2 separate regions of the Homo sapiens genome follow, and region 2 is linked to region 1. Evidence: chromatin loops called from intact Hi-C (ENCODE). Cell type or tissue: mammary epithelial cell. All regions are shown on one strand. Each heading gives the region's core, and the rest is flanking DNA. Links, peaks and the distances in the headings are about the cores only.

The links. Hi-C counts contacts between places; a loop is a spot of excess contacts. Peaks named below come from ENCODE experiments on the same cell type or tissue, not always from the same donor. Only the 100,000 strongest peaks of a DNase experiment are listed, where the experiment ranks them.
Region 2: it touches region 1 in a loop (2.9-fold over the local background); 15 of 110 quality-filtered maps call a loop at or near these places.

What each region holds. Positions count from the first base shown.
Region 1 is chr21:45,011,041-45,013,947 of GRCh38, forward strand. No RefSeq gene overlaps it. Among named protein-coding and RNA genes, the nearest start is that of PICSAR, 7.8 kb to the left of the region's middle. RefSeq lists enhancers at 839-2,038, 924-1,909, 1,910-2,893 and a silencer at 1,674-1,968. In mammary epithelial cell, for the core only: no CTCF peak of the experiment used is centred there; DNase peaks (open chromatin) are centred at 1,541 and 1,811; H3K27ac peaks cover 1,809 bases.
Region 2 is chr21:45,077,907-45,080,813 of GRCh38, forward strand. All of the region lies in intron 1 of ADARB1 (adenosine deaminase RNA specific B1), which reads left to right. Among named protein-coding and RNA genes, the nearest start is that of ADARB1, 4.8 kb to the left of the region's middle. In mammary epithelial cell, for the core only: no CTCF peak of the experiment used is centred there; a DNase peak (open chromatin) is centred at 1,245; H3K27ac peaks cover 640 bases.

The DNA of each region.
Region 1 (2,907 bases), core at 243-2,742:
AGATCCCTGGCTCCACCTGCGTCACCTCCCAGCACTGTGACCTGGAAACTCTCTCCGGGAGGTCGGCCGGGCCCTCAGAGGGCTCATCGCGTCCGTGTCCCATTTCTCGGGTCACGGCTCCTTTTTGTCTGATGCCCATTGCCTTGAGGACCCTGGTTTCAATAGTCTTGTCTCTTATTTAGTTGTTTTGGGCAGATAAGTACATTCAGCCCCTGTCACTCCATCTTGTCTAGAAGTGGAAGTCTACTGTCTTTTATTTCTTTCACTAGAATAGTAATTTAATACATGTTTATTGTAGGAAATCTAGAAATACAAAGATACATGAAGAAAATGGTAGGAATCACTTATAGTCTCACCGACAGCTAACACGTTTAGTGTTCTCAACAGCACAATATTCTCCATCTCTGCTGAGACCCATCCCAGCAGAGGGGTGCCCGCACGGCGAGGCCGGCACAGGCCCGCGTGGGACCCACTGCCAACGCCGAAGCCAGGGTGTGACCTCTAGCTGCAGGGCCAAGGCACTGAGGGGCAGCCCCACTCACCCCTCCTTCCAACCTCTCCAGCAACAATCGGTGAGCCCCGACCCTGCCTGGAACCCTGGGGCCAGGTCGTCTGTCTGGACAGCGGCCTACAGGGAACGCACCAGAAGGTGTGGTGGGGTGGTGCCTCCCACCAAATCCACCAAAATTTGAGGAGCAGCCGCATCAAGCCCCTTTCATTGCACGTCTGAATCCCCACGCGTGGCGTTTCCTTAGAGGCAATTTCTGAAAAAGGGATTTCTGCTCAAAGTGTGTGAGCCTGTCAGGCTCTGCCCAGTATGCCAAGTCTGCAGGACCGCGTCACATTTGACCAGATAATTATTTGGGAACAGCACCCGCATGGAGCAGCCCCACAGAAGCTTCGAGCCCACACCTGGGTTCTGGCCCATTGTGTTCACGCCCCCCACACCCCGCCCGACCCCAGCTGCCGCAGGAGGGCCGGCTGATAGAGGTGGTGCAGACATTGGTCCTCACAGCCGGGCAGCCTTGAGGGGACCACACACCGCCCCGCCCAGGGCCTCCAGCACCTCGGCTCACTGCCCCGGTTCCAGCAGGAATGGGGGCCACACAACCCGAGAAACACAGACCACGCCACTGCCGAGCTGCACGAGCTTCAGCTGCAACAAATCGCCACAGAGCAGGCAGCTGCAACATCAGAAATGGACGTTCTCACAGCTCCAGGTCCAAAGTGGTTTCACTGGGCACAATAAAGGTGTAAGGTGTCTGCAGGACTCCTCGAGGCTCCTGCCGCCTCAGCCCCCGCGCTGCCCCCTTGGCCTCCCTCTCGTGGCCAGCAGAGCAGCACAGCGCTGGTGACACGTGGTCTGGTGGGGCAGACCTCCCCTGCTAAGAACACCAGAGGCGCCTCAGTCCCACCCGGATGATCCGAGATAATCCCCCGTCTCAGGGCCTCTCACTGAGTCCCCCCTGCAAACATTCCTGCCAGGTGAGGTCACTTTCCAGGGATTGGGGCCCGGACATTCCAGGGCCATCACTCAGCCCACCACACAGTGAAAGCACAGGATGCAGTGTCACAATCAGACCAAAGAACTGTTCCTTAGCTCCTCTTAGGGGCAGAATAGAGAGCACAGGGCTGAGGAGTGGCCCCCTCATGGTCCCCCTATCTCACCTGCCTCAGGTCACCTCCAGACCCTTTAACACCCAATGGTGACATTTCAGAGGCAAGGAACAGATGGACAGAAATCAGGGATTTGTGCCTGCAGGGAGTGGTGGGCGGGGTTCAGGGCTGAGCGAAGGAAGCTCCGGCAGACAGGTCCTGGCAGGAGGCTGCAGAGAGGAGGCGGCACCTGAGCCCGAAGGGAGCAGCTGGGGAAGAGGTGTCTGGATGGGACATGCCTGCCACTGACCCAAGTCTGTTCCTGTGGGTTACCCATTTCCCACGTAGACTTCTTAAGGATGGCAGCCTGGGCAATGCCCTTGTCTCTGTCCCCAACGCACACCTGGAACTGAGGGGGGAACGCATCTGTAGTGAAAGGAAGAGAAAGAGTAAAGCTGCAGCAACTCTTGGAGGGCTGAACCTGGGAGCCCAGGGAGGTGAAAGCAGATGGAGGCCCCAGTCCTGGGGAGGTGAAGGCAGGGGCAGAGGGGCCTTGATGGTGGTGGGGCGTGGTGGGGGCGTTGCAGAAACAGCAGCCAGGCTGGTGACTCTGGGGACTCCCCCTGCAGGGAGAGGGAGGCCCCGGCTAAAGGCCAAGGCTGCCCCGCACCCAGCGAGCTGTGCAAACAGCCAGCAGAAGGCCCACCGGCCCTCTGGGGACAGAGCTGAACTCACCCTGGGCTCTGCAGTACCACCAGGGGCAGCCTGCTGCTACAGGGCGGGCTCACACCTGGGGGAGCTGTGGGCAAGCAGGCCCTACCTTGGGGGCTGGCACTGCTGTGGGTCCCCTGGCTTTCACAGACCGACCACTCATGCCACCGGCACCAAGCGGACCTGGGACCTGCACGCCCTCGGCTCATCTGAGGGTGATACTGATGGGCTGTGCAAGGTCCCCAGACGCTGATGGGACCTCGATCCCAGCCAGTGTCAGGGCTCTTGACACCACCGCGAGAAGGAATTCAAGGACAAGTCCGAAAATAGTCAAAGTACAGAGATTTATTGCAAAGTGAAAAGTCTACACTCAAGAGGGGAGTTCGCGTGGACTCACAAGACAGTCGCGCAGTGAGGTTTGGGGCTGCTGCCTTTATGGGTTTTTTTTTAAACCAAGGGGCAGAGTCCAAGAAGATTCCTGGAAAAAGGTGGAGATTTCTCAGAACTGTGGTCCCACCAGTTTTTACTCCAAACATGGGTGTTCCCAGAACTGTCCTGGCACCCATGGGTGTGGGATTTAGGATTTTTTTTTTTTTTTTT
Region 2 (2,907 bases), core at 122-2,621, 67 kb after region 1:
CTTTTTATCTGGGGTGTGGACAGGGACAGCGCAGTAGCCCACAGAGGTCTTCGTGGCAGGGCTTACCGCACCTTCCATTTGCAGAGTTTTGCTTCATCCATAGCTTGACAGCTGTTGGGCTAGGGCCATTAATATCAAATTATCACAATTTTTTTTTTTTGGTAGTTTGATTAGTACTGCTTGCTGCACTTTTCCACCTGTATGCCTATAAGATGTCCTAGGCGTACACAAAGAAAAGTGACTTTGGTTTTAGGTTTAACGTCTTTGTGATGGAACAGGAAGGGGGATGAAAGTAACTCTGAGATACCTTGTATTTTTATTGGAAGTACAGTGAAATGGAAGCTCTACTTGCTTCTAGTTTGGTGATTTTGGAACCTGGTTCCATTTCATTTGCTTGTTCATCCAACAGGCATTCACCCATGCATCCTGGCCCAGGTACTGTTCTAGGTATTGGAGATTCAGGATGAGCCTGATGAGGAGAGTTCCTGCCCTCAAGCGGTTCATTTTCTTGGGAAGGAGGAGAGCAGTAAACAAGCATTTGGTGTCCTAACTGCTTCAAAGGGCAAATGAGGCAGGGTAGGTGAGAGAAGGTCAAATAGGTGGTGAGGATGGAGTGAGCTGGGCTGAGGTCACGGCAGCAGCAGCCTCTCAGGCACAGGGAACTCTCGGGTGAAAGTCCCTGAGCCTCCTTGTAGTATGGTGGTCACCTCAGGGAGGCCATTGCTGCCAGAGAGGCTGGGCGAGTGGTAGGAAGTGAGATGGGAGTGGAGGAGAGCTGCATCTTGGAGCACACAGGCTGTGGTAAGGAATTTAGATTTTAAGTTTGATGGGAAGCCTTAAGGGAGCCTTTCTTCCTTCCTTGCGAATGACATGATCTGATTTATCTTTAAAAAGTACCACTCTGGCTGTTGGGCTTACAATATGCCAGGCTGTTTTAAGAGCTTTACATATATTAATTCATTTATTCTTATGACAGTCCAAAAAGTAGGCATTATTATCATTATTCCCATGTTACAGGGGGGAATACCTAGGCACAGAGTGGTTAAGTGATTTACCCAAGGTCACACAGGAAGTGGCAATGGCAGGATGTACCCTTACCTCCTTACTGCAGCTTGCTTTTTGCACCTCCACTACTGCAGACTGGAGGAGGAATATCAGCAAGGAGATCAGTTAGACTTTTGTGAAAGCTGGGTGACTGTACCGGCACCTCAGACCAGGGCGGAAGTGGTGAGATCAGATTCAGCCTACTGAATTTCAGCATTTGTAAGATGCCATCATTTTTAAGTTGCATCATCATTTCTTATGCTGCTAACAAAGGGAAAATGTAGCCAACTAGATTGTGACACAATGCTTTCTTGTTACCCAGCATTCATTTATACTCATTGAAAGAGCTTAGACTAAGCATTGACTTTTAAAATCATATAATTCATGCACTTTCATAAAAAAGGAAAATACAAGTAAAATAAAGTAATTCTGAAATTTCTTCACATCTAGAATCTGATTCTTCCAACTCAGCTTTTGACTTGGCGTTGGTGCCAGGTATGAGATAGGGAAGTCTGGGAAGAGCCAGTGTTGGGATTTGAACATGTGGAGCTTGTGACTGGAAGGCAGCCCAGCTCAGCAGCTCCACTCAAGGGCCAGATCTGGAGGACGAGGGTTGGGTCATTGTGCAGCTACTTCCTAGATGATCTTGAGCAAGCAGTCTAATCTCTGTGCTTCAGTTTTCTCATCTATAAATTAGGAAGAATAAAAGCAACTTGTCAGGGTTGTTGAGTTGCTAATGTAAAGTACCTAAAATAGTACCTGACTAACAGTATTTAATGGGGCTTACTTTGCTTATTATTTTTATGATTAGTTATCTGAGTAGAGAAAGGTGAATATGGATGGAAATTCAAGGTCAGGTTCAAGAAGAGGTTGGGGCCAAATATGTAAATTTGGGAGTCATTTGCATATTGCTGATCTATGAGGCATACAGTATGGATACAGAGGAGCAGGAGATGAGGAATGGCCTGGGAGCTTTTGGCAAGCGGTCCACATTGGGAGGGAGGGTCTAGCAACGCCATTGAAAAGGACTCTGTTTGAAGAAGGAAGAAACTAGTGAGAGTCTAGTGGCCTGGAAACCAAGACACCGAGGGGTTCTTTTCTTCTTATTCTTCGTGGGCTGGAGAGTTTCCTATTGGCTTTGATAAGAGGTGGTTGTGAGTGACCTTGATAGGTTTGGAGTGGTGGGGAGAGGAAACAAATAGAGTAGAGGTGGGAACATCAGTGTAGACGACTCTCTAGAGGAGTTCTGTTAAAAGGGAAGAGTCATGGGATGGTGGCTGGAGGGGACATGGGTACAGGAAGTTTTTAGTTGTATTTTTAAATGAGAGCGATGATAGCATGTTATGAGCTAATAGGAATGATCCAGTAGAGGGAAACATTTATAATATGCCAGGAAAGAGGATAATGTTGGAGCCAAGTCCTTGAGAAGGTGAGAGGGAGGCAGGAAGAGCAGGGATGCTCAGCTCTAGAAGGGAGGCGGGACTTCAGGAGGGAGGCAGGACTTCTGCACGTGGGAGCCTGGACTCAGAAATATTCCTCAAGACATGCTGCCCTTTTGAAAGGAGGATAGGAAATAAATCATGGTTTTGTCCTCAGTCCTAAAAAGTTCGGAATCTCACCCTAGGACTCAGGATCCAGCTTCTTACCAGCTTGTGCTGAACATGCCATGGGGCGTACTTACGGAAAGATACATGTGGAAATGGAATTTTTTATTTATTTAAAAAATTCACTTTTCTCTAAAAGTATTGTTACCTGGAGGTTGGCACCTTTATTCACCAAATTCAGTACTCAGAGGACTAGAAGACTCGGTGCCTGATTTGTGCTTGATTTGCCTAGCTGGGAATTTCAGTTTTGCATTTAAGA